Linked DNA regions of Homo sapiens: all the other regions are linked to region 5. A link is a loop called in an ENCODE intact Hi-C map of the cell type or tissue named here. Cell type or tissue: heart right ventricle. All regions are shown on one strand. Region 1 overlaps MICAL2 (microtubule associated monooxygenase, calponin and LIM domain containing 2). Region 2 overlaps MICAL2 (microtubule associated monooxygenase, calponin and LIM domain containing 2). Region 3 holds the start of MICAL2 (microtubule associated monooxygenase, calponin and LIM domain containing 2). Region 4 overlaps LINC02547 (long intergenic non-protein coding RNA 2547). Region 5 overlaps MICAL2 (microtubule associated monooxygenase, calponin and LIM domain containing 2). Region 6 has its middle 5.5 kb from the start of LINC02989.

What was found. Peaks named below come from ENCODE experiments on the same cell type or tissue, not always from the same donor. Only the 100,000 strongest peaks of a DNase experiment are listed, where the experiment ranks them.
Region 1: it touches region 5 in a loop (2.4-fold over the local background); 48 of 110 quality-filtered maps call a loop at or near these places.
Region 2: it touches region 5 in a loop (1.9-fold over the local background); 18 of 110 quality-filtered maps call a loop at or near these places.
Region 3: it touches region 5 in a loop (2.9-fold over the local background); 57 of 110 quality-filtered maps call a loop at or near these places.
Region 4: it touches region 5 in a loop (3-fold over the local background); 81 of 110 quality-filtered maps call a loop at or near these places.
Region 6: it touches region 5 in a loop (4-fold over the local background); 56 of 110 quality-filtered maps call a loop at or near these places.

The regions. Positions count from the first base shown.
Region 1 is chr11:12,157,743-12,161,742 of GRCh38, forward strand. The region is part of intron 2 of MICAL2 (microtubule associated monooxygenase, calponin and LIM domain containing 2); the gene reads left to right. Among named protein-coding and RNA genes, the nearest start is that of MIR6124, 3.9 kb to the right of the region's middle. In heart right ventricle, a CTCF peak has its summit at 2,052; DNase peaks (open chromatin) are centred at 1,369, 2,209 and 3,562; H3K27ac peaks cover 4,000 bases.
Region 2 is chr11:12,180,990-12,184,989 of GRCh38, forward strand. The region is part of intron 3 of MICAL2 (microtubule associated monooxygenase, calponin and LIM domain containing 2); the gene reads left to right. Among named protein-coding and RNA genes, the nearest start is that of MIR6124, 19 kb to the left of the region's middle. RefSeq lists an enhancer at 1,345-1,845. In heart right ventricle, no CTCF peak of the experiment used is centred here; a DNase peak (open chromatin) is centred at 1,849; H3K27ac peaks cover 3,943 bases.
Region 3 is chr11:12,108,800-12,112,799 of GRCh38, forward strand. MICAL2 (microtubule associated monooxygenase, calponin and LIM domain containing 2) reads left to right here and starts at 1,791. Exons shown (of 28, transcript NM_001282663.2): 1 at 1,791-1,927. RefSeq lists a silencer at 1,485-2,154 and an enhancer at 1,697-2,400. In heart right ventricle, no CTCF peak of the experiment used is centred here; DNase peaks (open chromatin) are centred at 1,672 and 2,380; H3K4me3 peaks cover 2,860 bases; H3K27ac peaks cover 2,574 bases.
Region 4 is chr11:12,049,293-12,053,292 of GRCh38, forward strand. The region is part of intron 1 of LINC02547 (long intergenic non-protein coding RNA 2547); the gene reads left to right. Among named protein-coding and RNA genes, the nearest start is that of LINC02547, 20 kb to the left of the region's middle. In heart right ventricle, no CTCF peak of the experiment used is centred here; DNase peaks (open chromatin) are centred at 1,549 and 1,899; H3K27ac peaks cover 613 bases.
Region 5 is chr11:12,234,765-12,238,764 of GRCh38, forward strand. MICAL2 (microtubule associated monooxygenase, calponin and LIM domain containing 2) reads left to right here. Exons shown (of 28, transcript NM_001282663.2): 16 at 1,413-1,481. Among named protein-coding and RNA genes, the nearest start is that of MIR6124, 73 kb to the left of the region's middle. In heart right ventricle, CTCF peaks have their summits at 978 and 1,936 (motif pointing left); no DNase peak of the experiment used is centred here; H3K27ac peaks cover 3,910 bases.
Region 6 is chr11:12,090,383-12,094,382 of GRCh38, forward strand. No RefSeq gene overlaps it. Among named protein-coding and RNA genes, the nearest start is that of LINC02989, 5.5 kb to the left of the region's middle. RefSeq lists a silencer at 1,840-2,134 and enhancers at 2,027-2,527, 2,528-3,028. In heart right ventricle, a CTCF peak has its summit at 1,951; no DNase peak of the experiment used is centred here; H3K27ac peaks cover 2,069 bases.

The sequences.
Region 1 (4,000 bases), 77 kb before region 5:
ATAGCCACCAAAGGTTTTGCACTCCAGTTCTCTGGAAGAAAGGTTTGAAGCTCAGAATCACTGAGTCCTTCTGAGTGCTAGGTCAGCCCTTCCCAGTTCATTCCCAGCACTGTCCTGAATTCTGTATGTTTTCAGTTCATTACCAAAACTACTTTCTATGAGGTTCCCTAGTTATACATGGGAAACTAAAACCCAAAAAATAAATGAGTTGTCCAAGTCTACACAGAGAGGAAGTGAGTTTGAACTCAGACCTTCTAAATGGAAGGCCCTTGTCCTCTAGTTTTAAAGTATACAGGTTGACTATACCTAAACTGAAATCTAGAATGCTCCAAAATTTGAAGCTTTTTGAGTGCTGACATGATGCTGTAAGGAAGTGTTCATTGGAGTCTTCTGGATTTTGGATTTTGGGATTTGGGATGCTCAACCAAGTAAGTATGATGGACATATTCTAAAAAAAAAAGAAAAAATAGAAATCCAAAACACTTCTGGTCCCAAGCATTTTGGATAAGGGATACTCAACCTGTATATAACTCCTTGACCCAGAAAGCTAGTCTCAGTAGTCTTGAATGATGTTTCTTTTGCCCTTCCTTTTGATATGATGATGTTTGGGCTGTTTGAAGAATCGTAATGAGTATTGGTTATCACATACATGATCTCACTGATTCCTTAGAGCCCCATGAAGTGAGGAGAACAGGTGGCCCTCTGCATCCATTGGTCCCACATCACAGATACAACCAACTGTGGATTGAAAATATTCAGGAAAAAAAAAAAACAGATAATTTCATCTGTACTGAATATGTACAGGCTTTTTTACTGTCATTATTTCCTAAACAATGCAATGTAAGTATTTACATAGCACTTGTATTAGGTATTATAAGTAATCTAGAGATGATTTAAAGTATACGAGAGAATGTGTGTAAGTTATATGCAAACATGGCATCATTTTATATAAGGGACTTGAGCATCTACAGATTTTGGTATCTGCATGGGATCCTGAAATCAATCTCCCATGGTTACTGAGGGAAGCCTGTATTATCCCTATTTCACGCATGAGAAAACTGAGGCCAAGATGGATGAGGTAACTTGCCTAGGGTCACAAAACTAGCAAGTGTTGAGAGCAGATTCACATTCAGGTTACCCTGACTCTAAATATTCTGATGTTAATCCCACGAGGAAAGCTACCCGCCATGGGTGTTAGAGTCATTTTTAAGGTCTGTGACCTAACTTGGAAAGCCAGTTGTAAAGGGTGAGATGGGTGTTTAGGTCCAGGGTGGCAAGTCTGAGCCTGGTACAGGCTGCTGGGCTACATATCCAAGCTGCGCTTATCTTCTCCTGTCAAACCATCTCCCTCCACCTCCCCTTATCTCACTCTAGATAAGGGCTGGTTCCTGGAGCTCCCACGCCTATCCAGCCCTCAGCACCACCTTTAGCTCTTTTTCCACTGGAGCCCGAAGACGAAGTTGTTCATTCTTCTTCTAGGGGAGGAGGGGTGGCCATTGATTGGGGTGCGGAGGAGACAGCTTCTTCCAGTTTGTAAATTATTGTCTGGCTTGATGCCTCTAAACTGTTCATAATTTTAGACAAGGAGGAGCTGGCAACTTGGAGAACTGATTTACAAGACTATTTTCTAAACTGGTACATTTCCCCAGGTACAAATCTGCCTCCTGTGGTAGATGCAGTGTGCGTTACCACATCTACTGAGTGCCTGCCAGGACCTGGCTCTGCCGTCATCCACGTTTCTTGCCCTTCACAGCTACCCTGCAAGGATGAGATTATAATTTGTCTGTTACAGTAAGGGAACTGAGAATCAGAAGTGGCTTGTGTGAGGCAATAGCTCTGAAGCCTTACAGTTTTCTCTGTACTGCTTGCCTGTCCTCAGAAAAGACTGTAGTGTAGCAGGCAAGTTCAAATAGCCTTGTGTTTTTCGGCCAGCCACTGCAGCCTTTGTTCAATGCTGGGCACAGAAGTGGTTCCAAAGATAGATAAAGACTGAGAATGTTAATACGATCTGCAAAGCAAATGAGTCCTTCCTTCTGTTTATGCTCTCTGGGTGGCAACATTGCACATGGGGAAAGTGGAGACATAGTAGGAGGCAGTGTTTATGTGAGTCATGCCCAAGTAAGCACAGTGGACGCTCACAGAGCCCAGAGAGGATCTGTGAAGGAATCCACGCTTGTCGCACCAGGCAGGGCACAGAGCCCCCTTCCCCAGTCTACTGAAGTTGCTGAGTGTCATAGACCGGGGTCACTGGGTAAGGCCTCATGGAGGACCCAGCCTGGGTAGGGCAGGGAAGCTGGCCAGGCCTGAGCAGGGAATGAGTGCTAGTCTCCCTTCAAGCCAAGCATAGTGCCAGGCACCTCGGAAGCTCTCCGGGAAAGAGGGAAGGTCGGGTAGGGCCCTACAAAGTTGCAGGGATCCTGTCACCCCCAAGTCTGGGCATCCAGTGTCTGAGACCTCGCCAGCCCCAGCAGGCTCCTCCTGGCAGGTGGTGCCCAGTGGGCTCCTATGCTCCTTTGCATGTGCTGTTCTTCCCCCTTCTCTTCCGGCTCCTCTCATTGCTGCCTGGACAGCCCCTTAGCTGCCTCCTTGCCTCCAGCCTCCTCCTCCAGTCCACTGCTGCCCTATCATCTTCCCAAAGACTTGTCTCTTCCTGCTCCTCTGTCTTCTGCTCCTCACCACCCACTGGAGAGGCCAGTCCCCCTCCTTGGCCTGGAGGGGACACCTGCCACCACGTGCGCTGGACATCCCCACCGCACCTCCTCACGAATCCTGAACCTTGAACTTGCTGTCATTCCACCACTGTCCCGCTCTTTCCACACTCACATCCCTGTGTGGGTATTTCCATGGCCTGGAATGTCCACTGCCCAGTCTTCTAGTAAAATAAATCTCATTCCTAAAATTGAAGCTTTCTTGAGATTTCTCTCTTGTGGCCCCTCTGGACTCCTCGAGGCTCTGTTGGACACCGCCTGCTCTGGGCTTCCATGCCCTTGGTTCATATTCCACAAGCACTTGCCTGTGGTCTTGTAATCCATCTGCCCCTGTGGGCGGGGCCTGAGCCTACGTATTCCCGGCCCCTTGAGTGGTGCCCGACTCTTGCTAATGCACCAGTAATTGTTGCTGAGTGAATAAGTAAGAGATTAAGGAGGAAGATAAACACCATTCTCTGCTTTTAGTATTATAAAACCGTCCCACAATTCCAACTTGTCCACGATGAACACTGCCCCTCTGGGGAGCACAGAGCTGCCGTGAGGCCTGCGCTCTGTGTGCTGCTGACCTCCTCTTACCAGGCCTCATCGGTGGAGCTCGGTCTGCTGTGCCCTCTTGCTCAGAGACCCCTCCAGCCCTCCTGACAGCTGGGTCAGCCCCAGCTCCTCCACATTTGTTTTCTTGTGCCAGCTTTGGATTCTGGAAAAACAGCTAGTGCTTTGGAAAATCAGCTCTACTTTATTTTTGTTCCTTTGAAACTTAAATGACTTTCCTAAGAAATGTCTGAGGTTAGAATGGTGCAGAAAGGACCATGGCCAAAGCCCAGGCAAGCTATTTTTGGGATGTGAATGAGCACCCATCGCATTTTTCCCTTCCATGAGCCGGAGCACTTGTTCCAAATAGCTCACAGCCTGGAATTACAAAGCACAGGCCCCCTTTGCACAGGCGGAGGAGGTCCACGTGTCTCTGTCTGTCTGTCTGTGAGTCTGACTGAGGTAGATGGTGTGCTTCCAGCTGATACCAGGAGCAGAAGTTTTGAGAAGAGACTGTTTGTCATGTGGATAGTGGAAAGCCCTGCTCTCTGGTAACGAATGAAGAAAGGCTTTAAAGCTGGGTGTCTACGGAGAGGTGGGCAGTCATGAAATCTAGAGAGATGTTCTCTGGAGTTTTTTCTGTCTGTGCCTTAGTGTAATGTGGCTGGGTTATATTCACATCAGCCAACCAATTTGCAGCACCGAGAATGATAGACTTTCAATGGTGCTATATATAGTGTACTTTTCTGGGTTGTTTTCCC
Region 2 (4,000 bases), 54 kb before region 5:
TGATCTCAGCTCACTGGAATCTCCGCCCCGCCACACCCCACCCCTGGGGGTTCAAGCGATTCTCCTGCCTCAGCCTCCCAAATAGCTGGGATTATAGGCACCTGCCACCATGCCTGGATAATTTTTCTATTTTTAGTAGAGACAGGGTTTTGCTATGTTGGCCAGAATGGTCTCAAACTCCTGACCTCAGGTGGTCCACCCACCTTGGCCTCCCAAAGCGCTAGGATTACAGGCATGAGCCACCGTGCCCGGCCTATTCTTACATTTATTTTCAAAAGAAATTCTGTCAGAAATATTTAAGGAGGGCAACAGCATTATTTTATATTTATGAATGTCTGGTTTTAGAATTTCACCTTTGTTTATTAGAAATTCTCGATTAAAGTCCTGGTACTATGAATCTGATGGATTTAGTAGTTTTCAATTTGCGGTTAAGGATGGCATTTGTAGCCTTATATCAGCTTCAATGTCTAATTTATTTTGTTTTGTTTACGTGAACTCAAAATCCATCCAGCCAAGAAGAGAATTTCAAGTAAAATGGTTTTTTTAACAGCTTACTTTACAGTCTCTTCAATTACAATAATCTGTAAACTTGAACATGAAGTAGGTAGATGTGTTTAACTTGCTTTAAGATTCAACCTTGAAACCAAACTTTTCTGCTTTGTAAGATCAAGGCAGCATCACCCACTTTAAAGAAAAGCTGTCAGTAGGACATGAGTTAGCTTAACAGGGGCCTGCAACATTAAAACATTCAATAAATCGCAACTGCTATTATTTTGTCCTACAGGTTTAAGGAAAAGTTGACAACTGTCCCCCATGCTGGGGATTCATGGTAGTGCTAGTCTGGTACACGGATTTTTAATTTCCTGGGGTCTGTGAACTTGAATGAAGAAAAAACCCTTTATTTTTACTAACCTCTAACTGAAACGTAATATATTCCCCAATTACAGGGACACTGTAGGCAACAAATCCATCTTAGGAGTGCCTGTGACTTCATCACTAATAGAAATCACAAATATTTTCATTCCTTCTTGCAGTGGTTGCAGATATCTCAAGCTAGGATTTACACTTACAACTAGAAATTATTATAAGTGAATAATTATTGAAATTATTGTAAGGTGTTAGACCTACAACTAGATCTTGTTACTTACTATTAGCTATGCTAGATCTGTTAATGTTTTGTTTTATGATTTAAAGAAAATATTCTGAGAAGGTGTCCATAGGTTTTATCAAGTTACTGAGATGGTTTGTGGCATAAAAATGGTTAAGGACCCCTGTTCTGATGCCATAGAGCTGGGAATAGAGGGGTCAGGAGCCATGTGGGGCCTGCCAGTGTAGTGGGTCAGGGGTGGGGGAGTTGCTGAAAAGAGCTTGGAAGGGATCCGGGTCAAATCTCTGCTCCTCTGCTTTTTAGTTTTGTGACTGGGGGCCAATTACTGGCTTGAGACCAAATTTCCACATCTGTAAAACAGCAATATTCTAACACACCGTAGCGGCTTTAGCACACACGACACGATTCCTAGCGATAGGAAATTGTCAGAAACGTAAATTCCTCTTTCCCTTCCTCCCAACTCTGTTCTGTTCCCTCTTGTGTGATATGAGAGATTTTAGTAGATGGCCTCTCTAAGGTCTTTTAAATGCACTGTGATTCTACGTTTTTCCTTTAATTAAGGTCACACCACACAGTCCATTGTTCGAGTCAGAGGTGGTGTCGTAATGCCTCAATGGATGGCTAGTCTTCCCTTCCTGGAGCAGCAGTGAGACGTTCAGACCCTTTCTGACCCTCCTCCCACTGTCCACCTTGGCTCTCCCTGGCTCACCTCCAGCCTGAGCTCATGGGTTGGGAATGTGTAGGCCGATCCTCTGCTCACTGGAGTGCTTGCAAGAGGGCCTTGGGGTAACATGTTCTGAGACCTATTCCTATACTGCCTGCCCCAGCTGATAGCAGGCCTGGGAAACCCATTAATCATTGTCCTCGGTGGCCCCGCAGACCTGCGTTTACTCTCACTGCTTCTCTATCTGCTGTTCCAAGCCAACTGTTCTTAGATGGAAAATGCAGCCTATTGTTGTCTTGGTGGAAAGGCGCTAAAATGATGGAATGCTTTCTTTGTTCAGGAAGTTAGGAGTATGTGGGGTGGGGGAGATGGCTTAATGCCTTCATGAAACCATATCCTGACTCCTTTTTTTTTTTCTTTTTTTTAAATCCTGAATCAGAAAAGTTTTGTGGTCACTGGGTTTGGATGTAATACATTGTTGTGGTTTTGTTGCTTTGTCATTTAACTGACCTGGGCCTTGGAATCATGCTCTATTTCAACTCAGTTTTCAGAGTGGGTGAACACGTTTGGCGTGCCCAGCTGACCGCTGCATTGCTCATTAAAATGATTGCCAGAGTCATGGCCTGGTGGACATCTGTCCACACTCAGCATGTCCTCCCCCTTGTCCTGGCCCAGACACAGAGCCTCTGCTCCAGCTCAGAGCCCAGAATCTAACCGCCTGTGCCCTTCTCAGGCACAGATGTTTCTGAGACTGAACTGAGCCAAGAGAGGTGGATGGTGCATTTGGGGTCTTAAATATCACTGGTAGGATGCTGGCTAGGGACTGTGGAGGTGAGAGGGACACTCTTGCTTCAGGACATAGGAGAAGTAGGTGTGCTGTGGACACTGTTGACATAGACTACCCTTGAAGCTCTTATTTCTTCAAGCCACAGAGTGAGACGGTGGTGTGGCACAGGGCCTGAGAGCATGGTCTTTGAGGTCAGACCAACCTGGGTTTGCATCCCACTTATGGCTGTGAGACTTTTTTTTATTTTTTTGAGACAGGGTCTCACTCTGTTGTCCAGGCTGTTGTGCAGTGGCACAAATCAGCTCACTGCAACCTCCATCTCCTGGGCTCAAGTGATCCTTCCACCTCAGCCTCCCGAGTAGCTGGGACCACCGGTGTGCACTACTATGTTTGCCTAATTTTTGTGTGCTTTTGCAGAGATGGGTTTTGCCATGTTGCCCAGGCTGGTCTTGAACTCCTGAGCTCAAGTGATCCACTCGCCTTGGTTTCCCAAAGTGCTGGGATTACAGGTGTGAGCCACCACGTCGGATCTTGGCTGTGTGACCTTAAGCATGTTACTTCACCTCTCTGTGCCTCAGTTTCCTTAATTGAAAAATGATAATAGTCTCCAACTTTGAGGGTGATTGTGAGGCCTGGATAAAATAATATGTGTAAAGCACTTAGAACAGTGGCCGGCATAGAGGAAGATGATTACCTTTGTCATGATTACTGTTTGTCAGGACTGTTTGAAAGGACTCTGAGCGGAAGCTCTCTATCTGGCTGCCTCCCTGTCCTGCAAGCCGCTCCCTGTTCACCATTCTCCTCCTGGTTAAGTACGGGCATCTGTGTCCCAAGAGAGGGCTCCACTGCAGACCCTGACCACCAGCATACCTGCCCACAGAGGCCGAAAATGTGGTAGTCAGCTGCTTCTCTGAAATTCCAGCCCGGGAGAGGTAAACTAAGGAAATGCCATCCTCCTGAGTGTCCTGAACTGTCATCTGTCCCAGCGAATGTCTGACATTAAGGTTTGTGATGGAATTAAGCTCTTCTGAGAGATTTCATAAATAAATTCCCAATACAGTATTAAACCAAGCCTACTGCTGGGCCTTTCTGTACTTTTACTGTCACAAGAATGAGCTTAGGAGAATCATTGTTTCAGTCAGTTGTGGGGAGAGAGTTTGGGTGAGTTTAATTTGGTGGCTGGTAACAACAGCAGTAACTGACCCATACTGAGCCCTACAGTTTCCAATGCCCCTGTCTAGCTTCAGGTGTTGGTGAGATTATCCCACCACACAGATTGCTCAAAGGAACTGTCAGCTCAGCTGCCTTGTGCTCAGAATCTCTCTAGTTAGCCAGGCCTCCTGAATCATCTGCCTTGTAAGTTTGCATAGCAGGAGGGGAGGAAGCAAGGCTTCATGTAGCCTAGTGAGTTAGGAAAAGGCCGATGGCCCAAGGAGGGTGT
Region 3 (4,000 bases), 130 kb before region 5:
CTATCCACCACATGGGTGTCTCAGGTCCAGGCCAATAGCAAGAGGCTTTATGTCCAGTGTAGTTAAGGTGGGGACAGATGTAACACTGCTTCCTGAAGCTCCTCACTGCCTTGGGTTTCCTGTATCACTCTTCTAAATAAGGTAGGGCCAGGCCAGTGGAGTCTCCTCTCCCTTACAGTGCCCTGGCCTGAGCTTGACAGACTGTTTGGATGGACTGGGAGTGGGTCAGGCCTAGAGCAGCTCTTTCAGGGTTAGACTTGACCTGTCAAGTACCCTAGAGGCATGGGCAGTGCTGTAGAGGCCCCAGCACATAGTGTTTAGGCATGTAGATTCTGGAACCAGATCTGGCTCAAATCCGGACTCTGATACTTACTAACCATGTGATGTTGACCAGTTGCTTTACCTCACTGGTCTCAGTTTCCACATCTGTGAAATGGGATGATGATACAATACATACCTGTCAAGCCAGGCTTAGATGAGATCACGTGTGAAGGGCACTCCCCAGGCTGGCATCACAGGCAGATTTCCATCAGAGTGGAGTGCTGGCCCTCTGAGAGTACAAGCTGACTGGGCCTTGCAAACTGGGTAGGAACAGCTTTTGCTGGAAAGTTCATCTACAGGAAGTTGATTGAATTCTGAAGAGAGAGCTAAGAGAGCTGCCAGGTAGGACAATACCTGGTAAACACCAAAGGGCTGAGAGTAGGATCACATGGCAAGAAGTAGAGTAGAGAAAAAATAATAATAATCTGCAGGTTTGGGGAGGCAAACTGTTCTGTTTGCACTTGTCTGGCAAGGGAACATGGTGTCTCCTGGAGGTGGTCTTGTGCTGGGGAAATTCCAGCAGCCTGGAGCCACAATACTGTTTCTCACTGCTCAAGCCTGCCTGTTTTCCTCTGCCTAGGTAGCTCAGTTCCAAGAACACTTATTGATGCTTACACCGGGCCAAGCCCTGTGATGGGCCCTGGGTTCCAGAGGTGAGTCAGACATGGTTCCTGCCCATGGAGATCCCCATTTCATGATAACTGCTACAAGAGCCGTTTAAACACAAGGTGTTTTACAGTAGTTATAGTCTACAGAGTGCTTCTGATTGCTCACTAGGCCCCACTCCATTCACACTGTGTTGTCTGTGAATGTTGCTCTCTGGAGCTGTGGGGGGTAAGGGTAACCCGGGAAGGTGGGCAGAGCAGAGATTAAGATAGGGATATGACAGCCAAAGGTAGAGGGTGTTTAGGTGATCTGACCAAGGTAACACAGGTAGTCTGCACCACCGCCCCCTTCCCACTAGCTTTAGCCAAGCAAGGCCAGGTGAGGGGAAGATCCTATTAGCTAGCAAGGAGGTTTGCGGAAGCTCAGGGTGGTCAAGGAGCCGAGCAAAGAGGGAGGTCCACAGGACGTACACAGTCGGTACTAGAAGTGCCATGCTGCTCCCCCATGTCCAAAAGGGGATGCCGTGTCTTGCTTTCCAGCCGCCTAGACCAAGAAGCGTGAGGCCCAGGCCCTCGCCGCTCCCTTGATACCCGCTTACCAACACCGGGGGTTTCATCTCGCAGCGCCACCACGCCCCACTCCCAGCAGCCCTCCCCTGGTCTCCGCCCTGTGCGGGTCAGGGTGGGAGCGCCCGGCCACTCCCTGCGTTCTGGGCCGGGCTACAGCCCACGTGCGCCGGCGGCAGCGGCGGTGACAGCCGGCCCCACGGGGGCGGGGCGGGCTCCGTGCTGTCCTGTCATTGGCCGCGCCGCTGTCGGGGGCGTTCCCCAGCCCGGTCCACCGCGCGGCGCAGAACCGCAGGCGCTCGGCTGGCTAAGCCTGCGCCGGGCCGCCTCGCTCGCTCCCAGCTCTGTCAGTGGCCCGCGGGGCCCGATCGCTGCGCCCGCGGCCAGGGCCGAGGCAGGCCTGACCCGGGGCCGGGCAGCCCGCGCGACTTTCGGTAAGGCGGGGGCGGCGCTGGCCTCAGGGTGGGGAGGGCGGGCGGGCGCGGGTGGGGACCGTGCCAGCCTCGGCTGGACTCTGCGCCGTGTCCAACGCCCGGGAGGGTCAGGTGCGGCCGCAGCATCCCCCGCCTCAAACCCACCCGGCGGGGCGCACAGTGAGCAGGTGGCGCTGCGACGAAGCCCGGGGCGGCCCTGGCCGGCCTCTGAACCAATTAGAACGCAATAAAAGCCTCCCACCGGCACGCCGAACTACCTCTTACTCCGCTCCGCAACACCCAAACCCTGCAGTTCCAAGCCTAGAAAATCGCAAGCGCCAAAACGGGGTGGGAGTGACGCGCCTGCAGTGCTGCCTGTCACCTGGCAGAAGACCATCCCCAAACTTCCCAGGATTGGGGCTCCGAGCCTTGCACGCCCCGTTCCAGCTCTTCACTGGGCGCCCTTTTCCCCCTCCCCTGTCCCCTCCCTCTTTAGTAACAGGAAGTTAAGTTGGGCCAAATGTCAGTGGCCTGGCTGGCCGCGGGCTGGAGCCCAGTCGGGATGGGGTCGTGGCAGTGGTCCGAGGGGCCGCGGCACTGTCCGCTCTGCATCGCGTCTCCCGCATCCCCAGTAGCCCGCTCTCGCTCCAGGCCCAGGAGCACCCCCGCAGGGTGTCCGCGGCACCCACCCTGTAGGTGCCTGGCTGGCCCCGGGGAGAGGTGGGATCTTGCCCACAGCGTCTAAGCCGCTGCCGGGCCAGACGGGGCAGGTGGGGTAAATTGTATTCACCGCCAGCCTCACTGGCAGAGCTGGGAACGGCCTTTACTGGATGGGGATGAGGGGATGTGGAAACCAGAGTAGTGTGCCTCCTTCCACATTGTTTATTCTGAGGCCTGGGTTCTTAAAGCGGAAAGAGCTTTTATTTGGAAGCCTGTAGGGCCCCGCCAGGCCTACAGCAGTGTGCCGGCTCTCTTGCTGTGATTGTCGCCTGTTAACTACAGTCTACAATGATTTTGGTGAAGGATGAAGTCACCAGCCAGGCCCCTTGTGGGCTGGTCCCACGGGAGAAAAGCCAGAGGCGAATTGGCCCTCCAGTGTTTGTGCCAGGTTCCCTGACACCTGCACTTACTCTGTCCTGCTCCCCCTCCCCAGTGGCAGTCGACCCAACAAGTGGGCCTCCGGTCTCCAGGGTAGTCCTGTGCAATGCCCTGGAGACTCTAATACCGTAAGAACTCACTTTCTTCATGCAGAGAGAAGACGGACTTATTAAGTGCCTACTGGGCAACAGGTCCTGTCTTGTGGCACTTTTGCAGCCAATTTCATGGTTATTCCAAAAACGCTGAGAGTTTTGCCCTCCCCATTTTAGAGATGGGGAAAGAGGCTCAGGTATGGTAGGTGCCCAAGGTCACACAACAAGTGTCTGAGCCAGGTCCTGGCCCTGTCAGTGTGAGTCCAGTGCTCTTGTTTCATGGCTGTGGGAAGTGGTGTGCTGTGTGCAGGACCATGGCCCCACAGCGTGCTGACTAGAGCCTTCCAGCCTCTGAAAAGATGCTCTCCACCAGGATTTCAGGGGATGCTTCTTTGGCAAAACAGTTGAAGTGACCCAGGTTAGCCAAGTTGTTCAACCTGCAAACCCCTTATCCTCCCCCTAGTCAAGAGTAGTGGATAGTGTTGGCCAGATTGCTATGGGGAGGGATTGGGTGCTATTTTGGAAGGAAGCCTGCTTCTACCATTGACCTGGCCTCACCTCTGAGAAGCTGGCTTCTGGTATAGTCTAGGAGGACTGTGTTAGCTGAAATAACCTCTACCTTAGGACTGATTCTAGTTTCGTGGGGCTTTTGGGGGTGGGGGGGCAGGTGTTGGGGTGTAGTGTTATGGTTGTGGGGTAATTGAAATCCAGTTTGAACATACCTCTATAAAAACATGACATCACTTTTATCTCCAGCCCCTTCTTCCTTTAGGCCTAGGGCTCTGGCTTTCTGCTCATCCCCTCTTTCAAAAGAAAATCATGATAAGTCATGATTTTCATGACTTATTTTCATGATGTCATGAAAATCATGAAAACTGATACCAATCCATTATACTTTAGTATA
Region 4 (4,000 bases), 190 kb before region 5:
AGAGAAGTGGCAGCAGGGAATGGTGTGAGGGCAGAGGAACAGCGTGAGCAAAGAAATGCTCAGAGGTGGGTAAGGGAGGGGCCAGAGCTAACACAGTATGGGGCAGCTTGGCCGAGGTGCTCAGGAAGGGGACACACTTCCTGAGAAGAGAATTTGCTAAGAAGATACTCAGATCTTGGAAGCCAGGCTGAGTTGCTTAAGTTTAATGAGACAGGTGGTCATCAGGCAGGCGGGGCCTTGAGCATGGAAACTGGCAAGGCCTGGGGAGGATTGCACTGACAGCAGAAGTCGGAGGTCTGTGAGGGAGATCCTGCAGTCAGGGTGACGTCAGCGAGAAGTGACACCAGCGGCCTTCCGGGGCAGTGCATGGTACCATTTACAGAGCGCTGTTAACATAGCCTGGGCTCAAATTGCTGGGTCCTAACACAGTAACCAAAAACTGGACTCCATTGGTCTACACAACAAGTCAACATCAAATTGGGAAGGAGCAGTGGGTAGGCACCAAGAAGAAACAGAGCAGAGGAAATGCCTGTCACAGTGTGTCAAGATCTGAGCCCCAGCCCCTTAATCAGTTAAGAAAAAGAACAGGGGCCGGGTGCGGTGGCTCGCGCCTATAATCCCAGCACTTTGAGAGGCCAAGGCGGGCAGATCACGATGTCAGGAGTTCAAGACCAGCCTGGCCAACACAGTGAAACCCTGTCTGTACTAAAAATACAAAAAATTAGCTGGGCCTGTAATCCCAGCTACTTGGGAGGCTGAGGGAGGAGAATCACTTGAACCTGGGAGGCGGAGGTTGCAGTGAGCCAAGATCGCGTCACTGCACTCCAGCCTGGGTGACAGTGCGAGACTCTGTGTCAAAAAAAAAAAAAAAGAAAAAAGAAAAAGAACAGGTACAAGGAGGAGAAGAAGGGGGTGTCTAGAAAGAGGACTGGGTGTCTGAGAAACAGGGCTGGGTGTCACATCACACACATACACAGGCACACACAGTCACATTCACATGCCTGTACACATAAACACATATAAGGACACACATATAAGCCCCCCAACTTACTCTTCATGCTAATCATACCCAGAGACCCTTAAGGATACATGCAAATGCATATGTACGGGCACACATCAATACGTATGTGTATATACACGTGTTCTTCCTCAGCCCAGCCTCTCCTTTTAGGCCTGGAGCTGGGGCTGACATTGGGTTTACATCAATCAAAGCCACTAGGAAACGTCTATCCTGCCTGGGCCCAGAGTCCATTTCTGACAGAGGCTTCTCCAGGCTTTACTTGTAAACGCTATTTATTTTGGAAAGCAACTTCTCTGTTTTCAAATAAAACGTTGGGACATGCAGTATTGGATTTCCCTGATCTGACATTGACCTAGAAAAATGTGCTGGCAGGAACAGAAAATGCGATGCCCCACTGTGCTGGCAGGCACAAGAGTTTCCCTCCTCTTGGCTTTGATTGCAAAGGTTAAGATGCAAGTGAGAGAGCGCAGTTCCCCCTCCCTGCCTGAGCAGCACTCTCCCTGCAGAGCTGGAGGGAACTGGGGGCCATGTTTAGGGGCTTCCTGCAGGTTTTGGTGCTTGTGGTCTTAGGGGCATGCTTCTGGGTGGGGAGCTTATCACAGAGGGGCAGCTTGTCACAGGGCTGGTGGCCGAGGCCAGCATGTAGAGAGCAAACAGCTCCAGGATGTGCAAAATATGAATAGGGCCCAGCTATGGGGGTCCCCACGGTTGTCATCAGTGAAAAGGGCAAAGCAACTTGAGCTCTGGGTGAGGTTTGAAGCCAGTTCCTGTCCCTTGGGGAAGAGGTTTCCTGGAGGCAGACCTGCCAGGTCCAGCTTCAGGTGAAGGTCATGGCCTGCTGCCATCTGCAGCGGCCTGGGCACCAGTTGCAACGGTTAGGGGCAGAAGCTGGGAGCAAGGGCTGAGGCAGGAGCCCCACATCATGGTGGGAACCCAGACACCTGTGGTCTGCTTGCGGGGGTGGGCCCTGGTCTAATTAGCAAAGGAGGCTCAAAAAGCAATACACAATTCATTGCCCCAGCTGAGCCACAGAATCTCTCAGAGTTCCTCAGCTGCTCCAGTGACTTAATTCTGTGCCTGTTAATTCTGTTCCTATTCCACCCACATCCCTTATGGCCTCTCTGAGGATGAAATGAGATCAGAAATGTAACATGCTCAGCCAGGGCCGGATGCATAATAGGTAGGCTCGGTAAACGTGAGAGCAAATCCCAGCTTCACCACTCACTAGCTGTGGCGCCTTGGGCGAGCTCCTCCTTGGTGCCTTAATTTCCTCATCTGTAGAATGCAGATAATAACAAAATGTACGTCATAGAACTGTTGGGGATTAAATGAGTAAATATTTGTAAAGCACTTTGAACAGTGCCTGGCACTTAGTAAGCGTGATAGCTGTTTGCTATAATATTAAATTTACTCTTTTTGTGTGTGACAGGGTCTCACCCCGTGCAATGGTGTGATCATAGCTCACTACAGCCTCTACCTCCCAGGCTCAAGCGATCCTTCTACCTCAGCCTCCCAGATAGCTGGGACTAGAGGTGCACCCCACCACACCCGGCTAATTTTTTATTTTTTATTTTTTGTAGAGACTGGGAGTCTCATTATGTTGCCTAGGCTGGCCTCGAACTCCTGGGTTCAAACAGTCCTCCCACCGTGGTTTCCCGAAGGTCTGAGATTATAAGAGTGAGTCACTGTACCCAGCCTTAAATAGTATTCCTAATGGTTATTCATGTATTTATTCATGAATTTATTCAACACGTCTTTCTTGAGGGCCCACTATGAACCAGGCACTGTTCCAGTCACTGGGGCTATAGCAGGGAACAAGAGACACTAGCCCTGTGGTAGGTATAATGATCCTCCCTGCCCCCAAAGACGTCCATGCCCTAATCCCTGCAATCCTGACTATGTGATGTTACGTGGCAAGAGAGACTTAAGGTTGCAGGTGGAATTAAGGTGCTCATCAGCTGACTGGGAGAGAGGGAGGGTGCCTTGGATTATCCAGGTGGGCCTAACGTAATCACAAGGGTTCTTAGAAGAGGGAGGCAGGAGAGTCAGAGAAGGAGGTGCGAGGATGGACACGGGGTTCTAAGTGATGTGATTCCTGGCTTCTTCCAAGATGGAGGAAGAGGCCACGACCCAAGGAAAGCAAGCGGCCTGTAGAAGCTGGAGAAAGCAAGGAACTGGAGTCCCCTCTGTAGGCTCCAGAAAGGAACACAGCACTGCCCTTGATTTGAGCACAGTCAGGTTTCTGACCTGCAGAACTGTAAGATAATACATTTCTGTGTTTTAAGCCACTAAGTTTGGTTTGCGGGGACTCGTTATAGCAGCAATGGGAAACAAATACCAACCCTTCCTCATGGAGCTCATATTTTTATAGGGGGAGCACAACAATAAAATCAACAAAATGCAGTGTGTGCAGCAGGCAGCAGCAGTCGAGCTGGCCCTTGCAAGTTGGCCATCCCGCTAGCCGTGGCCGCCCCCACTCCTAGTGTCCCTCTGTTTACCCATGGCTGAAGGGCGGGGGCTGCTCTGCCCATTGGCTTCCAGGCTCTGGCTGGACACACACTGCTAGATCTCGCTGGCTCCTGGGCTGGGGAGGGGCAGGTGCGTGGTGTCTAGCCCAGGAGTGGGTGGGACCTGCTGCCAAACTCTGGGGCAATTAGCATGTTCCTAGATTCCTGTGGGCGAGGAGATGAGAAATCGTGATTTGTCAAGGCCGGTTGGGAGTGAAAGCCAAAGCCAGGAGGCCGCCTCTGAGTCTCCCGGGTTTCTGTAATTATAATTACTTGATTGGGCATAATAAGGTGCATCCGAATCTTCCCATTAGGAGGCCATAAAACAGCACTTGGGCTTTCATCTTGCCCAGCTGCTTACTGAAACCTCCCTCTTTTATCTTCAATGCCTTTAATTGACAGGTCTGAGCCCAGGGAGCTACTTCTGGAGATGCTGTGGTCTGGGGTGGATCCTGCCTTCTCAGCCCCTGCC
Region 5 (4,000 bases):
AGGGAGGGGATGCGTACTGGGTTGTGTGTTGGGGCACCCGTAGCTAGGGTTGTTGTTTCAGACAACCAGGAGGTAAAAGAATCCTCCTGTGATCGGGTAGGTTAGGATTTACGGGGCTGATTGGGCTGTATGCCTGGGTTTGAGGTGAGCAGGTGGCCTGCAGCACTTCCCCCTGCATCCAAAATGGTAGAAAGGCTAGGATTTAATATGGGCCTGCGATGGAAGCCCCCTCTGAGAGGGTAGATGGCTCCCTGCAGAAGCGATCTATGGTCAATGGGACATGGCTCCCTGGTTCTGACAGAACTAGCCATTTGGAGAAGGCTCCCGTGGCTGAAGACTGGTAGCAGAGAGGTCTTACCCCAGAAAAGGATGGGGGAGCCTAGGTGGACCCTAGCCCAGCGACAAGGGTAGGCTTACCCATGGGGTACGGAGGAGGTACTAAATTCAGTCTTTCCCACTCCAGCCATAGCATCAGCTCGGCCTCCAGAGTTCTGCTCATTCCCTGAGGAGACAAGCCTGACAGCCGAGTGCCCTTTGGGAGCCCTTGCAGGGTGATGCAATGGGCTTGGGTAGAGCAGGGCTTTCTGGATTTCAATGCCCAGATGCAGGCAGCAGAGAGTGGGCTGTGAGGCGTTCTCAGTAGGGCAACCATGTCATGTATCATCTAAACCAGGAGACTTCTGAGAGTGAAGGGGGCACTGTTAACAATCAGGCTGGGGGTAAAAAGCGGTAAATCAGAACTACCCTCCACCTCCAACAAACTAGGCTGTATGGTCACGCTAGTCATCAGGCTATAGTTAATGCTTATTTGAAGTTAATAAAATATTGTTTACTAGGATCTGTGATGGTGAGTGAATTGCAGACTTGATTTGCCATCAAATCCCTAGGCAGCTCATTTGAGCCCTGAGAGTCCATGTGAGGTGAACCCGGTCACCTTCTTGTAGGAGAGAGGCTCCCTGGGTGCAGAGAGACCCCAGCTGGTCTCCATGAGGCAGCACACTGAAAGCATCAGCAGACCTGGCTGTGGCCTTGGGCAAACCATTAAACTGCTCTGAGCCCAAGGCCACTTTGCAATGGAGATCATCCCTGCCCTGCCTATGTCACCGGGATTCTTTTTGCTTTGATGTTTCATGAAGATCTTTTGGGGTGTAATTCCAGCCCCTTCTGACGAAGCCTTGGCTCCCTAGGTGGAGTGAGGTTCTCTCCGCTGTGCCTGAACAAAACCCTGTGACAGCATTTGTCACAGTGCGGAGTCATTTACTACCACTCCTGCCTGTAGGCTGACAGCTGTTTGTGGGCAGGGACACATCCTCAGCGCCAGCTCAAAGCCAGCCCTATGCCCTCAGGGATCTTAGTGGGACTGAAGCCCTTGGTGGCCCCCAGAGCTCACCCTGCTTTCTTGGCCATTGCAGGTGGATGGTCAAACCGGAGAGAATGACATGAACAAACGGAGACGGAAGGGCTTCACCAACCTGGACGAGGTTTGTGTACACAGTGTGGCTTTAAACAGAGGCTCGTTTCCTGACAACCAGTGGCCACAGGCAGCCTCACTGTGGTAGCAGCCTGGCCCTGTTCCTTCCCTCTCTCATGAACCACTGGGTTCCAAGCTTGGCGTGATGGAAAAACAGTTGGGGTTTTGGATCACGCTTCACTACTTACTAGCTGTGTAACCTTGAGAAACACAACCTCCCAGGATGTGGTTCATGTCTGTAACGTGCAATGATACACTTGAAATACATGAAACTTGGCAGGACTTTTAAAGATGAATAAGATGAACATGGTATCTGACACATGTTAATCAATATACAACCACTGTTAACAGTAAATAGTAAAGAGGCATCAGCACTCCCACTTTTCTCCCAATCATCGTTTGTATCCATTTGTGTTTCCTTTGCTTTTAGCCTTTAAGGCATATGTCGTGGTCTCCACAAGTGCCACCTTCTGGTGAAAGAAGAAAATTACAGGTTACTTTGTCAAAGGAGAGCCTGAATCTCTTGCCTGCTTCTGAAAAATTGATCAAGGGGAAAGAGTGTCAGTTCTTGCTTCCCTGGGCAGCTTTTAAAAGAGACCTGAGATATACACGTCATTCAAAAAAAGCCATTCCAACTCCACAAGCATGCATATTGTCAGCGAAGTGTGGGATGCCAGCTTTTGCCAGCCTACTGGCTGACCTCAAAATGATGACTTAGAGGCATGAGGGACGGTCTGTATAATACATTGATATCTGATTGATAGGAGGTAGAAGGGACTTTTTCTACTGTTTATGGTCGAAGAGTTTTTATTGCTGTATAGTTGCATGACATGGTTGTTCGTGTCTGACTTGCTGCCCCTCACAACAGTGAGCTTTATAATAAATAGAGTCATGAGGTTCACCTTGGGGAAAGCAGCAGCCAGCCATTCAACCCATTATCTGTGATGGTCAAAGGGAAGCGCTGACAAAGAAAAACGAGTTCAGTTCACATCTTAAAATATGAACAAACCCATTCTACCCAATGAGTTCAAAACACCCTGGGTTGAACATTTTCCTAGAGCTTCTTGAAGGTGCACTTCAGGAAGCACTGTTTCTTCTCCACCACTTGGCTGTGGTGTAAGCAAGAAGCCAGCAAATAGAGACACAGAGAGGAAGCGGAGACTGCACAAGGCTACAGACACATTCCATTTCCCAGATTACGGGTGTCAGCTCTCTAGCTTCAGGGCCTGGGATTTGCTCCTGCCTATTCCCAAGAAGCTTCCCTTGGGTACACTTTGTCTCAGGTGGAAGTCTTTTCCTATGTTTCACCCATGGCTTATTTATTTAAGGGTATGTGAGTGTTGTTTCTGTTATTGGCAACCTAGGAGTTGGAGTGGGAAGAAATCTGGTTTGTGTCTACCCTTTCTGAGACAGCCCTGGACAGTCTCCTGGGGCAACGGTTTTGCTTTAAGTCAGTTTTAACAAAGCAATATTCTTTCTAAATTCTTGCTACTCAAAATGTAATCCAAGATCCAGGAGCAGCAGCAGCAGCTGGGTGCTTGTTAGAAGTACAGGCTTTCAGGGCCCACCCCAGACCTACAGAAAGCAAATCTGCTTTTGAGGATTGATTTCCTGGTGATTCGTGGACCCGTTAATGTCTGAAAGTGCTGGCCTGTATGGCCCACCGTCCTGGCTAACTTTGGTCTTGTACAAATAGTGATCACCCAAGTAAGCACAGCCTCTTCTCACTCAAGCCTGTGCTGTTGTGCACAGTTACATTTCACTTTGAAGGAGGGTATGCCTCTTCGGTTTGTGTTCGTCCAACACTCAGAGTGGCTCTACATACAAGGTTCCCCATAGGGCTGCCACACCTAGGGATCTTTTTAAAAAAAAATTAACTATAGCTTGCCTTTTCCAGTGAATTTCTTCTAAATGAACACATCTTTGTTGTCGTGAGAATGTCTGTTCCTGTGAGGGACATTCCTGGTGTCCTTGGGAAAACTTACTGCCCACTTGCTGTGGCAGCACCATTTATACTCCTGAGGCCTGTGGGAGGAGATCCCGTAGTAAGGGGGAACAGACGTTCTTAGTAAACAGTGGTCATTTTCAATTTTTCACTGTTAGCAGATGAGCTAGAGAAATCTTATATGGAACTCCGTTTTATAAAATAGCATAACCGAATGATCAAGGTCTACATCACCACTTATAAGTCACGTTGATATCATGCAGCCCGCTGTACTGGAATGAGAAGAGCATTTCACCTCGGTGGTGTCCTTCCCCAAAGTCTAATCATGAGACAACATCAGACCAACCCAGATTGAGGGGCTTTCTATTAAACAGCTGCTCAGTACCCTACAAAAAGTGTCATTCTGTAACAGAAACTGTTACAGTTTGTAGGAAACCAAGGAGACAGGGTGATGAAATGCAGTGTGGGATCCTGGGACAGAAAAAAGATATTAGTGGAAAAACTGATGCAATCCGAATAAAGTGTATAATTTAGTTAATAGTATTGTGCCAGTGTTAATTTCTCAATCTTGATGACAGGAGCAA
Region 6 (4,000 bases), 140 kb before region 5:
GTATGTTAACCCCCCTGAGGGCCCTAGGCCCCCGCTACTCCTGTCCCGGCAGGTCTCAGAGCTGAGCCCAGAGGGTCACGACAGGAAGAAGGCAGATGCCTTCCATACTGACTAGGTTTTTGGCTTGCTTTGCACCAACATCCTGTCTGCCCTGTTTCCTACTGAGGGCAAACTGGACTGGTTTTTAATTAAACCCATTCCCCCAGAGAGCTTGGGGGAGAGATAGCCTCATAGAATTCCTTCAGTAGTTATCAGAAGGAGACCCCGTGGAGGCAGAGGTTGCAGTGAGCAGAGATCGTGCCACTGCACTCCGGCCTAGGCAACAGAGTAAGACTCCGTCTAAAAAAAAAAAGAAAAAAGAAGGAGCCAGGGTGGGGGGTGGGAACAGGAGAGAGGGAGGGGGGAAAGTGAAGTCACAAGTCCAGAGTGGTTCCTTCCTGGCTGAGCTAATGCCCTAGCAATGCACCTTATGTAATGGGCAACTCACCTGAGCGTCTGAGCCCATAGGAGTGCCAGCCCCTCCCTGTGGTGCCTCCCCTGCAGGGCCCACAGCCACACCCTCAGTGCACACACTCTCCTTCCTATCCATCCACTGATACCTGGGGATGACCTTTGAACGATGTCCAGCAAATCAAGCAAATTAAAGGCAATCACATCCACTGTAATACATCTGCTTGGTAGAACATTTGAACAGAGAAAACATTCCCCAGAGCTCCACCCCTAGAGATAGTTTTTCTTTTATTTTTTTCACCCAGGTTGGAGTGCAGTGGTGCAATCTTGGCTCACTACAACCTCTGCCTCCCAGGCTCAAGCAGTTCTCCCACTTCAGCCTCTCGAGTAGCTGTGACAACAGGTGCATACCACCACACCCGGCTAATTTTTTGTATTTTTGGCAGAGACGAAGTTTTGCCATATTGCCCAGGCTGGTCTCAAATTCCTGAGCTCAGGTCATCCACCTGCCTTAGCCTCCCAAAATGCTGGGATTACAGGTGTGAGCCACAACACCCGGACTTCTAGAGATAGTTTCTATATTCTAGAGATGTTTTTATTTTTATTTATGTTTAACCAAATTAAACTCTTCAGTTCTTCTTTCTGGTGCTTCCTTTGGTCTTTAGCTGAGTCCCTCTCCAAAACTAGAGGCCATAGGGTTGCTGTGGCTTTTCCATCCCCATCATAAAGGGTAGTGCTCCCTCAGTGATTGGTTTCAGGATTCTCCCCAATACAAATCAGGCCTCCAAGAACCATGTCCCCTTCAGAGAGGATTCCTAAGCTTCCTCCTCTTCCTCCTCTTCTTACTGCAAGGGAAATACAAGATCAGTCTGGAATGGGCTTCCAGATTCATACAACCTCCCCCAGGACACAGATTCCGGGAGAGAGAAGAGGAAGGCAGGTTTGGAGCCTCCACCACCACCAGTTTCCCTCACGCCCTCCTCTCTCCCTTCCCCTCTTTCTCAACTTCCTCCTTTCCCTCTCTTCCTTCTATGATCTGTCCCTGCCCCTCTGTCTCCTCTTCCTTTCCTTCCTTCCTCCCTTTTCTCCTCCCTTCCTTAGCAGGCAGCAATGAGCAGGTGGCACTGAACTTAGATTCCACCATCACAGGTGGGTAGATCTTGGCTCACAAGCCTGTCATTGACTAGCTAAGTAGCCCTGATTGGAGGAGTCATTTTATTTCCCTGAGCCTTTGTTTCTCATCTGCAACATGGAGATTTTACTCACCACCGTGGTGCAGACAAAGTAGGACAAAGTATCCTTTAACCCAGGGCTTGACACGTGACACTCATCAAACATTGCTGAGCTCTAATCTGCATCAGGATATGGTAAGTGTCTACTGGGTGCTGGGACAAAAGGTACAGATGGGAGCAAGGCAGAGATCCCTAAACAGACCTCTGTTGTGATCTTTGTTGTAATACATGGTAATTATTTGTTTCCAAAAAGAGGTGGAAGGAGACATAGATAGCTTCTACCGCCAGGCATTCAGGCACCAGCTGTGAAGGCCTTCTGCACATTGAAAAACTCAGAGTAGCCTGGTGGCTGGAATGAAAAGTCAACACCAGTTCCCCCAGCAAAATATTTCTCCATTCAGCCTTTTCGGCTCATTGGTTTGCCTGAAATCAGTTGTTTCTCCCTGGGGAAGCAATCTTTAAAATGGTGAGGAGAGTGTGCATCTGATGTGCCTGCACTTGTGCCTGTGAAACAGGGTAGGCTCAGAGCTCCGTGCAGGCCCATGAAGTCCCCTCAGAGACACCAGTGTTGGGTTGTCATAGGGTCCCAGAAAATGCCTGTCTGCTTCGTGAGATTTAGGCTGGGTGCACAGAGGTTTCACTTGGTGTGCCTGACTTATTTAGGGGCTGCCTGAAGTGCCATGTGAGAAAGGAGGCTGAGGGCGTTGGGTTTGGAGGAAGAGAGCACTAGGGTGGATTAGCAGTATCTGCTGCAAGTGGAATTTGGAGGGGATAGAAATCGTGCGTTCAGCTTATTTGGCATCTCTGGGTTGGCCTCACTTTGGCAGTTGGTTCCTGCTGGCTGGGCTCTGCTCACACGCAGTGAGAGGTCTCTCAGAGGCTCTTTGTTCTGCTGCTGGGGATGCCTTGGGAATGATGCCCTGGGGTGCACTGCCACATCCCACACAAAAGGTCTCCTTAGCTGGAGAGCCTTACCAGGTGCATGGAGGGGAAGACGCGGTACCATAAAGATGAGGATTCCTCTCAAAGTAATATATGCATTGAATGAAATGCCTACTTCAGTAAGGAATTTCCCAAAGCTTTACAAGCTAATTCTAAAATTCACATGGAAGAGAGGCCAGAGAATAGCTTAAATTACTTTGAACAAGGAGGGGAGACTTAGCTGCCAGCTATTAAAATCCATTATTAAGGCACTGATGTTAAAGAATCACCACACAAATAGACAAACAGACATTGGAGCAGAAGACAGGGAACAGAAAGACGCTCATATGTATCTGGATAACATTGACAGGAAAATCAAATTGTAATGTCACATACAGGAGTCTTCATGAAGGTAAGATGTTTAAAAACATTTTTAAAAGTATAAAACATTGTTTAGAAATATACGCCTTTGTAGTAAATGTGTAAAAACACGCATTAGAATGATGAACACCAAATTCCAGAGAAAGGGAATGGATCCCTGTGGGGCACAGAGTGTGCATTAACTATGTTTATGTCTTTAAAGGAAGAAAATATTTGAAGCAGATATGGCAAACGGAGAAGATTCATGAAAGCTGGATGGCCGGCGCATGAGCGTTTGCGGTGTCATACTTTGTTTCCTTATGTTTGAAATATTAGCATGGCTGGGCATGGTGGCTCACGCCTGTGATCCTAGCATTTTGGGAGGCTGAAGCTGGGGGAACACTTGAGGTCAGGAGTTCAAGACTAGCCTGGGCAACATAGTGAGACCTCATCTCCAAAAAAAAAAAAAAAAAAAGAAAGAAAGAAAATGAAACATTAGGGAAAAAAAATCCCCCATGTGCCTGGTCTGCCGGATTCCCCCAGTAGCCTGGTTATGGCTTGGGAGGGGAAAAGGAGGGGTGTTTTTGTCTATTTCTCACATATGACACTCAATGACTTCACAATCATTAATTCATCACCCACTAAGGGTCATGCACTGAGGTACCAAGACTAATGAAGGTCCGGCCCTCCCCAGTGTAGGAGGCAGGTAAATGATCACACTGTGACAAATGCTCAAACGGGGATGTGCTTGCAAAGGCTAGAGACAGCACGGGAGGAAGGAGCAGTCCATTCTGCTGAGAGTGTGAGTACCGAGAAAGCATGGCACTGGGCTTGAAGGATGAGGAGTTCGCCAGACACAGAGGATGAGGAGAGCAGCACGTGAGTAAAGAAAACAGAGAAAGGAACTCTCTGTCATGTTGTGGGCTGGAGGGCAGCATTCACACTGGACAAGTGCTTCAGAAAGATCCTTCTGGCAGGTAGTGGGCAGAAAAATGAGTGAAGTCAGAGCGATCGACTAGGAATCCACTGAAAGTGGA